Linked DNA regions of Homo sapiens: region 2 is linked to region 1. A link is an interaction called in ENCODE POLR2A ChIA-PET data of the cell type or tissue named here. Cell type or tissue: Panc1. All regions are shown on one strand. Links, peaks and the distances in the headings refer to the core of each region. The heading gives the core; the rest is flanking DNA.

Region 1 (7,732 bases), core at 2,366-6,365:
TCTACTAAGAATACAAAAAAATTAGCCAGGCTTGGTGGCAGGCCCCTGTAATCCCAGCTACTAGGGAGGCTGAGGTGGGAGAATTGCTTGAACCCAGGAAGCAGAGGCTGCAGTGAGCTGAAATCGCACCACTGCACTCCAGCCTGGGCGACAAAGCAAGACCCTGTCTCAAAAAAAAAAAAAAAAAAAGAACTTGGTTTCTGGGGTCAAATCTGCACTCTGCTTCTGTGTGTCTCAGTTTTCTCATCTGTGTAGTCAGGTTAATGATAGGGTTGCTATAAGGACTCAGTGCATCCCTAATGAGCAGTTAAAAGAATGACTGGCACATGGAACATGCTTACTAACAAGGCTACTAACCAGTATAAGTGAAACAATTTTACTTGGGCTCAGTCTCTTGTTCTCTTAATCCCCATCTACCTCAGTCATTGATGGTAAGCAGTTAAGGAGGTTGGGCTCTTAGAAAGGGAGCAAATTGTTACTGAATTCAGCAGTCGTCGCCGCCCCCCCCCCCCATGACTATCTTTTTATACCTTGTCTAAATGATTTCTACAAAGTTTGTATATTTTGAGTAATGTTTTAGGTCTGATATTATTTTGCATTGATTTGTAGGAATTATAAATGTAACCATTTATCTGTGAACAAATAATTAAAAATACTTAATTTGGGGAGGAGGCGGGAACCTAGATGTGCTATAATCAGCAGTGTGCACTTTGCTTCACATTATCTTCTGGGAGGAAATTTTGCTCCTAGCTCCTGAGTGTGCACACTGATGACCACTGCAGGATTTGGCCTGGCTTGAGCAAAGAAACAGCTCGACGCCATGGGGGCTATGGTTCCAACCTGCTGCTGCAGTTGGTATAAACTAGGCAAAACCAGAAGTCAGAGGATTATCCATTCCTCTTGTTCTTTTTCTAGCTCTACCTGTTCTTCTGCCATTCTTCTGCCTGAAAATATTCATGAGCATCGCCTATGGGTCTTGTCTCTGTGCTTTACAGTAGTGACATCACTTGTGTAAGCCAGTTTTTCTGTTAGTCGTCGGTACCTCCTAGGTTCGCTGTGGGGGTTAAGTGAGATAAAACTGTGCTTCTGAAATTTTAGTGTGCACACAAATCACCTAGGTATTTAAAATTGCAAGTCTGATTAAGTTAGTCTGGGGTGATGCCTGTGATTCTACATTTCTAACAAATTTCTGGCTGATGCCAGTGTCACAGGTGCCAGGACCACACTTTTAAGTAGCACAAAGCTAGTACCTATGTATACAGCATGTATCACAGAGTATGCATATTAAAAGACCTGATAAATGTTACCTGCTATTATAGTCATTATTTTTCAGCCAAAATAAATAAGATATGGTCCTTGTTTTCACACAGGCCATGATCTGATGGTAAACTGGAAAAGCAGACAATTCATTACAATCAGTTCAGTAAGCCATGAGATAACGGAAATGCCAAGCATGTCAGGAGCAAGTAAGAGGGAGTCTAACCCAAATCTGACCACCAGGAAAAGTTTAGTGGAGGATGCAGCAACAAGAAAGACCTGAGGGTCTCCTCTCCTCCCTCCTTTTTTCCTGCACTTCTTGTGCAGGATGTTTTAGGAAAAAGAAAATAGGGCTTGGGGCTAGACAAACCTGCATTGAAATCTTAAATCTGTTATTTTTTTAATCGTGAGATCAGCTTGTTTAGTTTCTCTGAGCTTCAGTTCCCTCATCTGTGAAACTGGAATATTAATAGCTTTCTATTAAGTAAATATTGTAGTGAGGATTAGAGATTTATATATATGATTACATAGATGTATATATAAGATTGTGTGTGTGTGTGTATAGTATGTATGTGTATATGCTAGTTTCTGGTACCAAATAGATTTTTTAAAATAATATTAATTTTAATTTCCATTCTATTTTCTATCCTTTCCCATTTTCCTCTTTGTTAGCTTTCTCTGTAAGTTTAAAAATTTACCTTGTGGGCACACATTTCCTCCAAACTTAACTAAATCTCTTCAAAGGGGTGGGAGTTTCGAGGGGGAATTCAAATGTCAGATGTTTGTCAAAGAGAAAAGAACCGTGAAGTACCGAGAACAGGGGGCTGGGAATACAGGGTCTATGCACCAAGGAAACATGCGTTGGTTTGATCCAGTGCAACTACAGTTCCCAGCGCCTTTGGCATTTCAGCAGAATGTGAACACTTGCTTGATTTTGTGGTTTGAGCCCCTACATCCAAAGAGCTATTTCAAATTAATATTTATTTAAAAATGGCCTTTTAATATTAATGGCATATGGTTTTATGACAGTGAATTAAATTTCCTTTTATTGTTAGAACTTTTTGAGGATTTCTGGACATCACTGGAGACGTTGGAGACCCCAAGGATATAGCCAGGCCAGGTTGATATATCTCACTGAGGTTACAGAAGGAAGCAGCGGCAAGCCTAGCCGATTCAGAGACCACTGCGGGCTTGGGAATGAGCAGGAGAGGGTGTGAGGGCCAGAGGCCATCTGTGTTGCTTTTCTCTCTCCCAGTCATTCTAGCCATCTTTGATGTGGACTAATAGTCGAGGTTGGCCATGGGTTTGCACTGTCTCTAGGGAGTCTTTGTGATATAGTGCGGGGTAGGAAGAACACCTAGAATCAAAATATCTAATGTTACTAGCTGTTTAGTTCTTAGTGTGGGTATGGTCCCATTTTAGGAGAACAGAACTATGAACTATGTTTGTGTTTTTTTTTTTTTTTTGAGACAGAGTCTCACTCTGTTGCCAGGCTGAAGTGCAGTGGCATGATCTCAGCTCACTGCAACCTCTGACTCCCTGGTTCAAGCGATTCTCCTGCCTCAGCCTCCTGAGTAGCTGGGATTACAGGCATGTGCCACCACGCCCAACTACTTTGTGTATTTTTAGTGGAGACCACGTTTCACCATGTTGGCCAGGATGGTCTCTCGACCTCGTGATCTGCCCACCTTGGCCTCCCAAAGTGCTGGGATTACAGGCGTGAGCCACCGCGCCCAGCCCAGAACTACATTTGCTTAACTGTGACTCTTTCCTTTGTACCTGAAAATAAGTATCATTTTTATCCAGTAAATATTGGCTGATAATTCATAAGGCAGATGCTTTAAATTGGCTATTGTAGAACAAGGAGAAAGAACTTGATGAAGAGAAAAATCCTTGGAATCAGTGGTTTACAACTTTTTTTTTCCTTCCTGATGATCAAACCGTATTATCGCATAGTAGAAATTGGATTTTCTTCCAGAAACTACTTTAGTACCTCTCATTTGTAGCACTTCTATCAAGAGTGCTGGTATTCGGACATGTAACCTACAAACAAAATCAGAAAGATGTCAAAATAACACCCTAATTCAGACTATCCTGAGAACATTTGTCTTCTGAATATTTAAGAAAAAAAAATAAGTGTTAATTATATTGTAGGGTGTTACCATTTTGTATTTCAAGTTCCTGAGAAGAGAATTTGAACAGTTTGCTATTTGGAAATTTTAGCAACCAGCTACCTTGCCTATGGAAAGATTAAAAAAAAAAGGAGAGGGAGTAGATGGTGGTCCATAGGCTGTAACTGGAAACTATGCCTGTCTTATTTAGCATTTCAAAACAAAAACCATAAACAAACATCTCAGATTCAAAACAGAAAGGAATTTCTGGCAGGGCAGAATGAAACCTGAGACTGCAGAGTCCCAGTCTACAAGAGGTAACTTATTTAGCTTCTTATCCAAAGGCCACAGCAAAACGTTTCACAGCTGTGATTAAACAAAAGGCATCTTTTGTTGGAGAATTGTGATACTTCTTTTTAAGACTGCGAAAGACCTGCCAAAATAAGGCAAAGCTACCTTGAGGATGTTTGACCTGAACTAGACTTTATGAAGTAGTTGGACCACTTCAGGCCTTATGGTGTGAGGAGTGTGGGATGCATAGGCTTGGACCTTTCTGTGTGTGTGTTTATAAGTCTGTAGAGACAGAATATTCCATCATGTTATCAAATGCAGATCTCGAAAACCTTTTCTCACTTCCCATATTTGGGAGCTTTGCTTTTTTTGAAAAGTATGGGCTTTTACAGTCTGAGTGAGGAAAAGGGATGGATTTTAGACAGTTTTGTCTGTGGAAGTCAAAGTAGAAGGATTTTTAAACAGTTGGAGACAGAATGGGTATACTGTGTGCTTTTCAGAACCACTGAGTTCCTATATTTCAGGCAGATTTTAAGAAAACTTATTACCACTACCTATCACATCAAAATGAAAGACCAAATAAATTTCTGTGTTTTAATCAAGACTGTGACTGTATTTGTGTATATCCTAGCTTGTTTCAGAAAGGGTTTGAGGCTGCCCAGAAAGGTGAATATTACAGAATTCTTGTATGTGATAACATGATAAAGGAGAAAAAAACAGCCATGGCTTTTGAATCCCCCTTCATCTCTTAATAGCCCAGTGACTTAAATAAAACCCTTCAACTTCCCTTGGCATGACTTTGCCTTAATTTGTCAAAAGGGAATTAAATAGTTACCTACCTCAAGACAGGGGAACTGAATCAGATGATATCTTAAGGTTCTACTGGTCATAAGATCTATGCTTTTATGACCTAGAAGTGATAGACAGGAGTCGAATATTACCTTGTGTTTGCAGAGCCAGGGAAGGAAAAAGTGATAGTGTCTACATGACTGCCAGGTGCTGTAGACAGAAGGGCTTAGAGGAAAAGATCAAGAGTTCCTCCATGGTTATGTTTATCAAGCGGCAGTGGAGACAGTAAAGCGTAGTATTGGGAAGTTAGTGACAGCTTTTAAATGCCTGAAGTCTTTTAAATCATATTCACCGTGGCTGAGTCTGGATTCAGGGTAGAACTCAAACCTCTCTTATGTGTTTGCTGCCTTCCCTTTCTCCATTTTCTTATGTACTTCATTAATTATTAAGACTATGAGGTAGGTAGGTGACAGAGACTGCAAAGGGAGAAGCTAGAGCGAAGACAGGCCAAAACTTGCCCAAATTCACATGCTCATTTCTGCCTCTGACACTAGGAGAGAGTTGAGTAATTGCTCTTCTTCCTAATACTGCAGGCAGCAGCCAAATTCTCCACATTCTTTTACCTTTGCTGCTGTTTTCACTTGCCAGGGAGTTTCCTTAAGGAGCAGACTGAATTTAAAGAAACATAGCAGTAATAGTGCATGAAAGGGGGTGTGGGGTCGCTGGCCAAACGTGGCATGTTGGTGCCTCACGTTGGGAGGATGAAAGGATGATTCCTGCAGAGGGACATGCTGCACACTGCGCAAGCTCCCTCACCTCTGTGTACAGCTGAGCCACTGACCAGGAAGCTCTTTGCTTGTATGTGAGACAGCAAATATTCACTAAATATGTTTCAAGTACAAGCCAACTGCGAAGCTTGGAAAGTTGTCCAGAAACTTCACCCTTCCTTTGCATGTTGTCCAGCGGCAGGACGTTGAGCAAGGTTAGGTAGTATGAACCTGCGGCTCTAAAACTTAAAGTAATAGGCATTATTCGAAAGAAAATGATGCCCAGCACGGCTTCCAGTGTATATTAGCAATCAGCTTGTTTGCCTTGTGGTTATTACATTTTTTGCCAAGAGCAGCCTTCCAGAATGAGGTACTAGTTAATTCCCATTGGGCATTTATTCATTAATAAGTCTGCTGAATGTGAAATATTCCATTTGGGAGTATGTCATATGAGAAAACTCAGTGGCTAATTATTACATAGCTCTCTTCCATGATTCTCACTTTCAGCGCAGTTACCTAAGCCACCATTTCCTAGGTATGTAAACTTAGATAATTTTTAGTTTTCTGTAATACTTTTTGCTTTTTGCTCCAGAAAATTTTTTTTCACTCCAATCTGTGAAATTGTTAAAAGTTTACTAATAACTGGATAAACATTTTATGTTGTACTATGGCTTGCTCTTTCTTTCCATTTTAAAAAGATAATATCAAAAGTTAAATCCTGTTCCAGATCTTACCGTCTCTCTTCCAGGCTAGATTTCTGGGATGGGGTGGTGTTAATTTACTAACCTGAGCTTTTGCCCAATCTAGGGTCTCCTTTACTCTTTTCTGGTGTATAAATAGGTCTTTATTTGCTTTTCTTCCAGGTTGGTTGGTGCATATTAGCTTAAGAACTTTTAAACCTCTGCGGCAGTAATGAGAATCTGCATGCCAAGGGCCCAGCATTTCTCTACAAAGCAGCCCATGAGTGCATGTGTGTTTGCTGTAGTGAAGGGTCTATGTTAGAAGGTGAGTTAGAGACCCCACTTGCCCACATCTGTGTGCTGTGGTTTGGCCCTCCTCCTCTGGTGAATCCCTACCACAGCCCAGTGCCTGCTGGATCTCAAGTGTCCTGAAAGCCATTGGAAAGATGCTTTCCAGCAGTCTTAACATTTGCCTCCATGTTCTTTCCAGCAAGGATGAGTGCACACAGCTTTCCAGCTACTGGGCAACCCAGCCATTGACAGAAGGTGGTGCAAGAGTCAATTCCTCTGTGAGGATCCCTTCCAATAACAGTGTCTGCATTAACGACAAAAAGTTCTGTAAAAATGTTTGCAGGGGGAGCTTTTGACCTGCAAACATTTCTACAGAACTTTTTGCCATATAGGAACATATGAAATGTTATATGTAATATAGGTCAGAAATGTTGCCATATAGGAACATTCGAGAAGATGATAAATGTGAGGAAAGTGATAAAAGTTTATACAACAAGGATCTGTACAAGATTGTGGTAGATTTGCTGGCCTAAAAAGATGTACTCAGGGTAGTGAACTATTTCTGTAGCATCAGCCACTGGGCCCCTGAGTGGGAATACTCTTTGAGAGACAGGAAGCTAATTCCTTCTTTGAATGTGTAGTTAACTTTGTGCCATTGGATGTAGGGTGTGCACGTGCATGTGTATTTTTTCAGTTGCTGAGGGCACAACACAGACAAAGAATACCGTGCATTGTATTATGGATGTGCTGGAAACAACGCCCCAGCTTGAAGCAAGTTGACTGTAGTATCTACTCTGTAGATCAGCAAACTGAAAATGACTTCTTAATAAAAGGTCGCACATTGTTTTACTTACTGCATTTGAAAAAACAGTTCTAATTAAGATGCTTTGGGTTTTAAACTGCCTGTTAATTGGGATATCTATAAGTGGGCAAGTAGAGCTTCTGAATATTGCTGACTTATTTCTTAGTGATTGGGACAAAAGCTTTTTTTTTTTTTTTTTAAATAGTATGCCATCATTAAACAGTTTTTGACCTTACGCAGAAACTTTAAATGTGACAGCAGAAAGAAGCAGCAGAAATTTACAGTGAGAAATGGAAGACCTCTGTAGGTAAATAAGTAAAATGAAAGAAGCCAGAGGTGTTTTTTGTTGGCAGTAGATGAAATTATTTTCAAACACTGCCCTGGGAAAAGGTGAGCCCTCAGCAACCAAGTTTATTGACTGTCTATTCAGGAAATTGTATTAGTTGCTTTGGAAAGAGAAAGGAAAAAGAAAAGACTTTCTGCCAACTGAGGGCTGGAAAACTTGAGGGAGATAAAGTATTTACATGCTTTAATAACATAAAGCATGTCCAAAAGAAATACATAATTACAGCTATGTTTGGCACTGAAAATAATCCAGGTTATTATATTTTTAAAATTGTGTGTGAATATGTAAGTGAATGCCCTTGAGTCAGAAATGCTTGAGTGATAATATTTCTTGAGAGAATGGAAAAGTAGATGGTATTAGGAGCTAAAAAGAGAGAGAAGGGATAAAGGATGACCACT
Region 2 (7,732 bases), core at 1,457-5,456, 290 kb after region 1:
CTTGTATAAGAATGTTCATAGAAGCTTTATTCATAATAGCCCCAAGTTGGAAATAGTCTAACTGCCATACATTTTTATCTTTAATAAATAGGACTAAATTACTGACGCAAGCAACTACATAGATGAATCTCAACATTATGGTAGGCTGGGCACTGGTCTGTAATCCCCATGCTTTGGAAGGCTGAGGCACGAAGATTGCTTGAGGCCAGGAGTTCAACACCAACTCGGACAACATAGCAAGATCCCATCCCTACAAAAAATTTTGAAAAAAAAAGTAGCCAGGCACGTTGCTGTGCACCTGCTTAGCTCCTTGGCAAGCTGAAGTAGGAGGATCACTTGAGCCCGGGAGTTCAAGGCTGCAGTGAGCAATGGTCACACCATTGCATTCCAGCCTGAACAACACAGCAAGGGCCTGTCTCTAAAAAAAAAAAAAAAAAATTTAAGTTTTGCTGAGTAAAAGCAGCCTTACACAAAAAAGATGATACAATGTTTGACTTGATTTCTATGAATTTCTAAAGCAGGTAAAAATTTATGGTAGAAAAAATCAGAAGCTTACCTCTGGGGAAATGGGAATTAAACAGCAAGGGCCATGAGGGTACTTTCTGGTAATGCTGTATCTTGTTAGACGTTTGGGTTACACAGGCATATCCATTCTTCAAAACTGGCAAAGGTATACGTAAGGTTTGGGTACTTTACAGTATGTAAATTTTATATTAAAATACTTTAAACAAATAATAAACTCTAGTTAATGATATGCATCCTGAACTTTGAGGGTAAAAGTGTACTAATGTTAGAAATTTACTTTGAAATACACAAAAAATGAGATAGATTAACATATGGATAGAAGATTGGATATATGGATAACTATACCTAAAGTAAGTGCTGGACAGTAACATGTTAATGATACTGTCTAGGTGGTGGGTATATAGGCGTTCACTGTAAATTCTTTCAACTTTGCTGTAGGTTTGGAAATCTTCATAATAAAACGCTGGAGGAAAAAGAGGCAAGAGAATGGAGTAAGCAGAATAAGAACATAAGTTGCATCATAAGCAGAAGGACAGAGTCAGAGGATATCATTTAATGCTGACAAACTGAATTGTAGAAGTGTAAGAGTACAAAGATAAACACCATGAAAGATAATATTATTGACTAAAGTTGGAAAGTCAGGGAGAGATGAGAGAAGAAAGAAGACACAAGTCAATTTTGTTTTGCTCATAGTATAAAACCACTGGACATTTTCTAAGGAGAGAGAAAATTACCAGTATTTATAGTATGTATTAATAATGAAAGAAATGAGATTAAACAGAGTATATATCAATAAATGTAGATAGGCTTAAACTAACTGAAGATTAAAACAGATTTCAACATTTTGCTTTATACAAAAGACTTGCCTAAAACTGAGTGATCCAGAAAGGTTAGAAATAAAAGGTTAGGCAAAGTTGTGCCAGTCAAAAGTAAGCAAAAATAAAGCAAGGATCAAGGCTTTGATGTCAGACAAAGTAGAATTCAAGCCAAAAAGCATTAAGCAAAACAAAGAGGATACTGTATAAGTGTACTTTTCAATTCAGTAGTCACTAGTCACCTGTGACTCCTGAACATTACAAACATGGTTAATGTGATAAACTACATTTTAAATTTTATTTAATTAAATTAAGTGGTGCAGAGAAAACTTCCATTATCCCAGAAAGCTCTATTGGGTAATGCTTCTTCATAATGTTTAAGACTCCAATTCACAATGAATATATGGCAGTTATAAATATCTATGTATGAAATAACATAGCGTCTACTTTCATAAAATAGAAGTGATGGAAAGATGCAAACTCATATAATAAAAGATTTTAAAATCAAATCTCTCCACACAAGACAAAGCAAGTGGAAAGATCCAGTGCTCAAAGGCTGAAATTGAAAAAAATGTAAGTTGTAGGAGGACACAGTTGGCTGTTCATTTTTTACGTCCATAAAGTATCTCTAAATAGTCTCCTCTCCAAGCACAGTTTGCAGCCCTTGAAAATATCTGGTGGCCGCGCATGGTGACTCATGCCTGTAATCCCAGCACTTTGGGACGCCAAGGTGGGTGGATCATCTGAGGTCAGGAGTTCGAGTCCAGCCTGGCCAACATGGTGAAACCCCGTCTCTACTAAAAATACAAAAAAAAATTAGCCAGCCATGGTGGTGGGCGCCTGTAGTCCCAGCTACTCGGGAGACTGAGGCAGGAGAATCGCTTGAACCCAGGAGGCAGAGGTTGCAGTGAGCCAAGATCTCACCAATGCACTCCACTCCAGCCAGTGACAGAGCGAGACTCCATCTCAAAAAAAAAAAAAAAAAAAAGAAAGAAAGAAAGAAAAAGAAAAGAAAATATTTTGTGATGGTACTCAATAACTTTTCAGTGTTTCTAATGACTATGTGTTGCTGTAAGAGAAGTTATGCATGTACATGTAACTGCCCTAAAGACATTGGCGTCATAAGTGAACTAACCTTCAGAGTTGTGGTGAGAATACAATTAATGGGAATTTTTGAAGTGTTCTGAATTTTTAGGAAGAAAGTCATTGCATAAGCATTTCTTTTTTTGTCTTTTAACAGAGTACATTGGTCCCCAAGGAAAAAACCATCTTGGTCCCGCTTCAACTATTCACCCTAATTAAGTCCGTCAACCCTCTGGTCCACTAGTGGAACAATGCTCCTGACTCAGCTGACGTTTCCTCTGAGGAAAGCTATTTGCAAAACATTTCTTGAGACTTCCTGTCAGAAGCCTATAGCCTGGTGACTTGGGGAATTATCTAAATTTTTGGCACTTTAGTGGGAGCCAGGCAGAAGAAGGAAGCATCATGTTGGTCTTCTTTGTCTATTAAAGACCCATCGATAACCCACACACTTTGCCTTCCCAGCAAGTGCAGGAACAAATGTAAGGCAGAATGGTTCACCAGGGAAACAGGTATAGAGCTGGATGAAACCCCACCAAAGCCACAAAAGCTCCATCTACTTCCCTTCCTGATAATGACGGTGTCCCTTACAAATATTGTTCCAACACTCTAAAGCCACAAGATAGTTTTCTTCAATCAATAGGTGCTATAGTAACCATCCCTGTCAATTCCAAATGTCTGTAAGGGTGTATAGGGCCCAGGATTGCTTACAGGAGAAGGCTTCTTCCACCCTGATAATGATATTTTCTATGCATCATAAATTAAGGCCTTTATTTTCAAGGGTTTGACAAGAAGGGGTTTGATGGGTCTGCCCATCAGGTGTTGCAGGTTTCCTGTGTAGCCACAAGCAGAGTCTGGCCAACAGAAAACCTGGTCAGGTATGTTCACAACTAGCTTGTGTCGCAGATGCTGTTTGTTTTCTCCTTTCAACTTACCTATCATAATCTTTCCTTTAAAATTCCATATCTCACTATTGACCACATGATCCATAAAGATAGGAGCAACTAGGGTTAGAGCAGAGGCATTCAAAAGAAGCATTGAAAACATCCCCACGGCATGAAAGTACTTGTCCATGCTGAAGACCATTGAATGTCCTGTCTATCCTTATCTCCAGAAGCTGTATGTTACCATCAGTCAGCTGTGTGATCAATGAGGTTTTCTCAGTTAGTAGATGGTCAGCTTCTAGGTCTTGATAAGCCAATTTCAGCTGTAGTTAATAATGATGAAGTTGCTCTTGCTGGGTGAAAAATGAAAACACAATACCCATTCTGAGGAGCTTTCCTCATGAGCAGTGTATTTGCCAACACCCAGGACACACTATAACTTGATGATCTCCCTGTAGCATACATTAGAGGAGAAGATCACATTTAGCATGTCTTTGGCTTGACTGCCAAAGTAGTGTGAAATCTCAGAAGTGGTGGGTCTCATGACCCAAATGTGCCATCTGGGAGGATGACCGTATGAGTTGAGTGGGTGTGAACCCTCAGGGTCATGTTGTCTATAAAATGCTGTGGACGACACTTGGGAGTCAGAAGGTCTGCAGTTTTGCAGAAGACACCCTTTGCGGAGAATTTTTTTGATCACTCACATAGGGTATGGACTAGGGAACTGCTTCACGAGGGAAACTGAAGCTGTTTTGCTAAAGGAAACAAAGCAAAAGCCTAAAGCTATTTTGCTATTCCACTCTTTGTGACAAGAGCAAGTAAGCAGTCTGTATACAGATGCTCCTTGACTTACGGTGGAGTTATGTCTTAGTAAACCCATAAGCGGAAAATATTGTAAGTCAAAAATGCCTTTAATATACCTAACCTACTGGACATCATAGCTTAGCCTAGCTCACCTCTAACATGCTCAGAAAACTTACTTTAGCTTATGGCTGGGCAAAATCATCTAACACAAAGCCTATTTTATAATAAAATGTTGTGTTTCTTATGTCACTTATTAAATAGCATGCTGAAAGGAAAAAGCAGAATGGTGGTATGAAATATGATTATTGAATGTGTATCACTTTCATACCATTGTAAAGTTGAACCATTATAAATTAGAGACTATCTGTATACTGGTAAAGTATGCATCAAATGAACATCAAGTGCGACTTGAGGCTAAAAGAAGCCCCATACACCCTGTCTGAAGGATGAGTTAGCCTTGGTAATGCTGGTTTAATGGGCCCACTGGAGGGAGGCCCTATTTGGATTCGCTGCATTTATGCATATGGGTGTTTGGTTCTATTCCTTCTCCCAGAGAGGCTACTTCATTGACTTCACTAGTGAAGCTCAACAGGGTCCTCACAATGTGCAGGGTATGAAGAATTCCATTTTATACCTCTGCGTCCAATTCTCTGGGATATACCCTGTCTTATTCCCCTTCCTGTCAGTCCTGTGCTCAGCAGATTGTGCTCTGGAATTCAGGGTGTGGTTCAAGGTCAGGTTAGTTTTGCCCAGAGTCACAGAGCATACAACTGGCCATCATATAGTAGAGGTCTCAAAACCAGAGCCTAGACACATGGCCTCAAAACCAGAGCCTAGACACATGACCTCAAATTCATCTGCCAATCTGAAGGGATAGATAAAGAAATGCAGAGTGCTAATTTTTTGTTCATTCATTCAAGAAATACTCACTGATAGTCATGTATATGCTGGGCACTGTTCAAGAAGTTCACATCTTGAATGAAGTGAATCCTGAACTTCTTGAATGGTGCCCAGCATATACAATGAAATAAAAAAGAATACTTGTCCTTTGTAAGATCTATATTTGACAAGGAACTGACAATGACCAAGAAATACAGAAGTAGGCAATGGAAAGCAACCTATGAAGTGTGCCAGAATCAGAGCAGGCACCTGCAGCAGGTTGACATACCAGCTTGCATGGGCATGATGAGTGTATTTATGGAGCCTGAAGTTGGACAACAAAGCCAGTCAGCTTAGAGCTTATCTTTTTCCAGATTTTTCCATTTGTTCAACAGGAATAATGATATCTGTTTTCAGATGCTTTGAATTCCAGGTATGAAAAATGACCTCTGATGTGAATGCAAAATTGTTCTCATTCCTGCATGAAAGTTCTCTGGGCTTTTTGATCTTGTCACATTTCAAAAGCTGTGTGCTCCTGTAGAATGACCCCCTGGGCTCCAATCAGGAGATCTACTGTTCTGATTGAGCTCTGCCACCAGACGTGTAACCTTAGGCAAGTTGCTTAATCTCCTGAAACCTATCTCTTCACCTGTGAAATGACTGAGTTGGATCAGGTGATCTTTAAGCTTAAAATTTTTTCTGACGTCCTGTACAATTCAAAGAAAGGTCATCTCCTAAACCAGTTTCACCAATATAAATGCTACTCACAGGAAAATTTCCTTGTTGTGGTGTATGACCGGAACTAATTTTTATTCATTTAACGCAACATTTTTATTCTTCTTTCATTGACTAAAAATATATTTTTCCTACTTCTCACTTTTTTTCCTGTGTCTTTAATTTGCAAAGTTTTTAAACCCCTGTAGCCATCATCTGTGGCAATTTGGTTGCTCGTATGAGCTTTTTTTTCTTTCTCCAAGTCAATGTTCTCGACGTTGCTCATGTGATTATGACAACATGTTAATAATATAGATTAGCTAACATTTGTCGAGTGTTTACTATAGCCAGGCACAAAGCATCTCACGTGATCATCATAGCAACTCTAAGAGATGTAATATTACCATCTTTCTCTTATAAGAGGAGAAACAGATACATTGAGGGAGTAAGAGTTTCCCAAAGTTACACAGCTAGTGAGAACTGCGCTGGTATTGTCTAACTGCAGAGTCCAAATTCATGGCTTCTATTTCAAATTAGCTCAGCTGGTATAGAGATGCAATGGGGAGGAGGGGAGGACAGAAAGGGAGGGAGGGAGGGAGAGAGGGGAAAAAAGAAGAAAAGATTAGATTCAGGGAAAAAATTATTTATATTCTATTTTTAAATAATTGTAAATCTAAATAATTGTATTTAGTCCCATGGAAAATGTATAATATGAAAACTTAGAGTATCTGCTTTATTGAAAACTAGAGACTAATGAGAAAAATAATACTTTTTAGTTTAGCTATTACAGTATTATTATCTGGGCCTATTTAGGAAGTTGCAGAATGGCGGCAGCTTTCCAACTTTTATTCTGAAATTAGATCCTGGGGCCTATGGCAAGGGTAGGGCAGACAGCATATGGCCCAAGGTCAAAGACTGCCTAGGACAAACCCAAAAGTATGCCTCAACAGAGGTAAGAACTAATTCACAAATTCCATAACAATAAATGGCGACTGTGAGCATATGACTGACCCATTCTATTTTCAAGTAAGGTCAAGTCAGAAAGCTGAATTTAGGACAACTAAGAGCCAATAATATTCTTGGCTGGAAAGCCTGCCATTCATCAACAGAATCACATGTCTACAGAGCTCTCCAGCTTAACTAAGTTCATGACCATTTTGGGAAAGGTATGATGTCTTGCTAAAGCCTCAGCTTTGCTCATCAAGTTCTGGTGCCCACACCAGGATTTTCAGGCAGTTGTTCCTCTGGTGAGGTAACATTTGTTCTGTAGGAGATGGCCTTTAGCACCAGCACTCCTGTTGTCAAGAGGTCTTTGCACTCAATCACATCTATTGACAATCTGCAACCTGCTAGGTCATGGACTGAATGCTTCATCAAGGTTATTTATGAGTCACCATGACTTCAGGGTTTTTTTGTTTCATGCAAAGATCAGAAGTACAAAAATAGCTTTATTTAATCAGAAAGAGCTAGAAAATAACTGTCTTGTACATTCCTCCTGTGGTTATGGTTTCCAGTACCCTTTTCTTCAATTAATTATATAAATATACTCAACTTCAAGGATCTTATTTTCCCCCAAATCATTCATGTGGTAACAAGGGAATAGAAAAGCCTTCATGAGCAAGTACATTGATGTTCCACAAAAGCTTCTGAAACATGTACCTCGAGTAGACACCAGTCTGCATCTCATTTCTTTAAGGCTTGTTTACCTAAAGTATGACAGGAATATTTTTCAATCAAAGCTATGGGGTGTTGTTGTTGTTTTTAAAATATCTTTTTTAAACCACCTTAACCATTTTTCAGTGTATTATACGGTGCACATTGTTGTGCAAAGAATCTCCAGAAATTTTCGTATTGCATATCTGAAACTCTATAGCCATTAAACAGTAACTTTTCTTTTTCCCCTCCCCCTAACCCCTGCTAACCACTATTCTACTTTCTAAGAGTTTGACTACTTTAGATTCCTCATATAAATGGAATCATGCAGCGTTTGTCTTTTTGTGACTGGCTTATGTCACTTAGCAAAACATCCTC

Evidence for each region. Peaks named below come from ENCODE experiments on the same cell type or tissue, not always from the same donor. Only the 100,000 strongest peaks of a DNase experiment are listed, where the experiment ranks them.
Region 2: POLR2A ChIA-PET joins it to region 1 with 6 read pairs; 7 of 35 experiments call an interaction of 5 or more read pairs at or near these places.

The regions. Positions count from the first base shown.
Region 1 is chr2:36,363,030-36,370,761 of GRCh38, forward strand. All of the region lies in intron 1 of CRIM1 (cysteine rich transmembrane BMP regulator 1), which reads left to right. It overlaps LOC124907753 (a long non-coding RNA gene), which reads left to right and starts at 7,189. Exons shown (of 2, transcript XR_007086281.1): 1 at 7,189-7,732. RefSeq lists a silencer at 4,957-5,251 and an enhancer at 5,145-5,798. In Panc1, for the core only: no CTCF peak of the experiment used is centred there; no DNase peak of the experiment used is centred there; H3K4me3 peaks cover 2,383 bases; H3K27ac peaks cover 4,000 bases.
Region 2 is chr2:36,653,077-36,660,808 of GRCh38, forward strand. It overlaps the pseudogene RACK1P2. Among named protein-coding and RNA genes, the nearest start is that of VIT, 40 kb to the right of the region's middle. RefSeq lists an enhancer at 6,910-7,204. In Panc1, for the core only: no CTCF peak of the experiment used is centred there; no DNase peak of the experiment used is centred there; H3K27ac peaks cover 2,784 bases.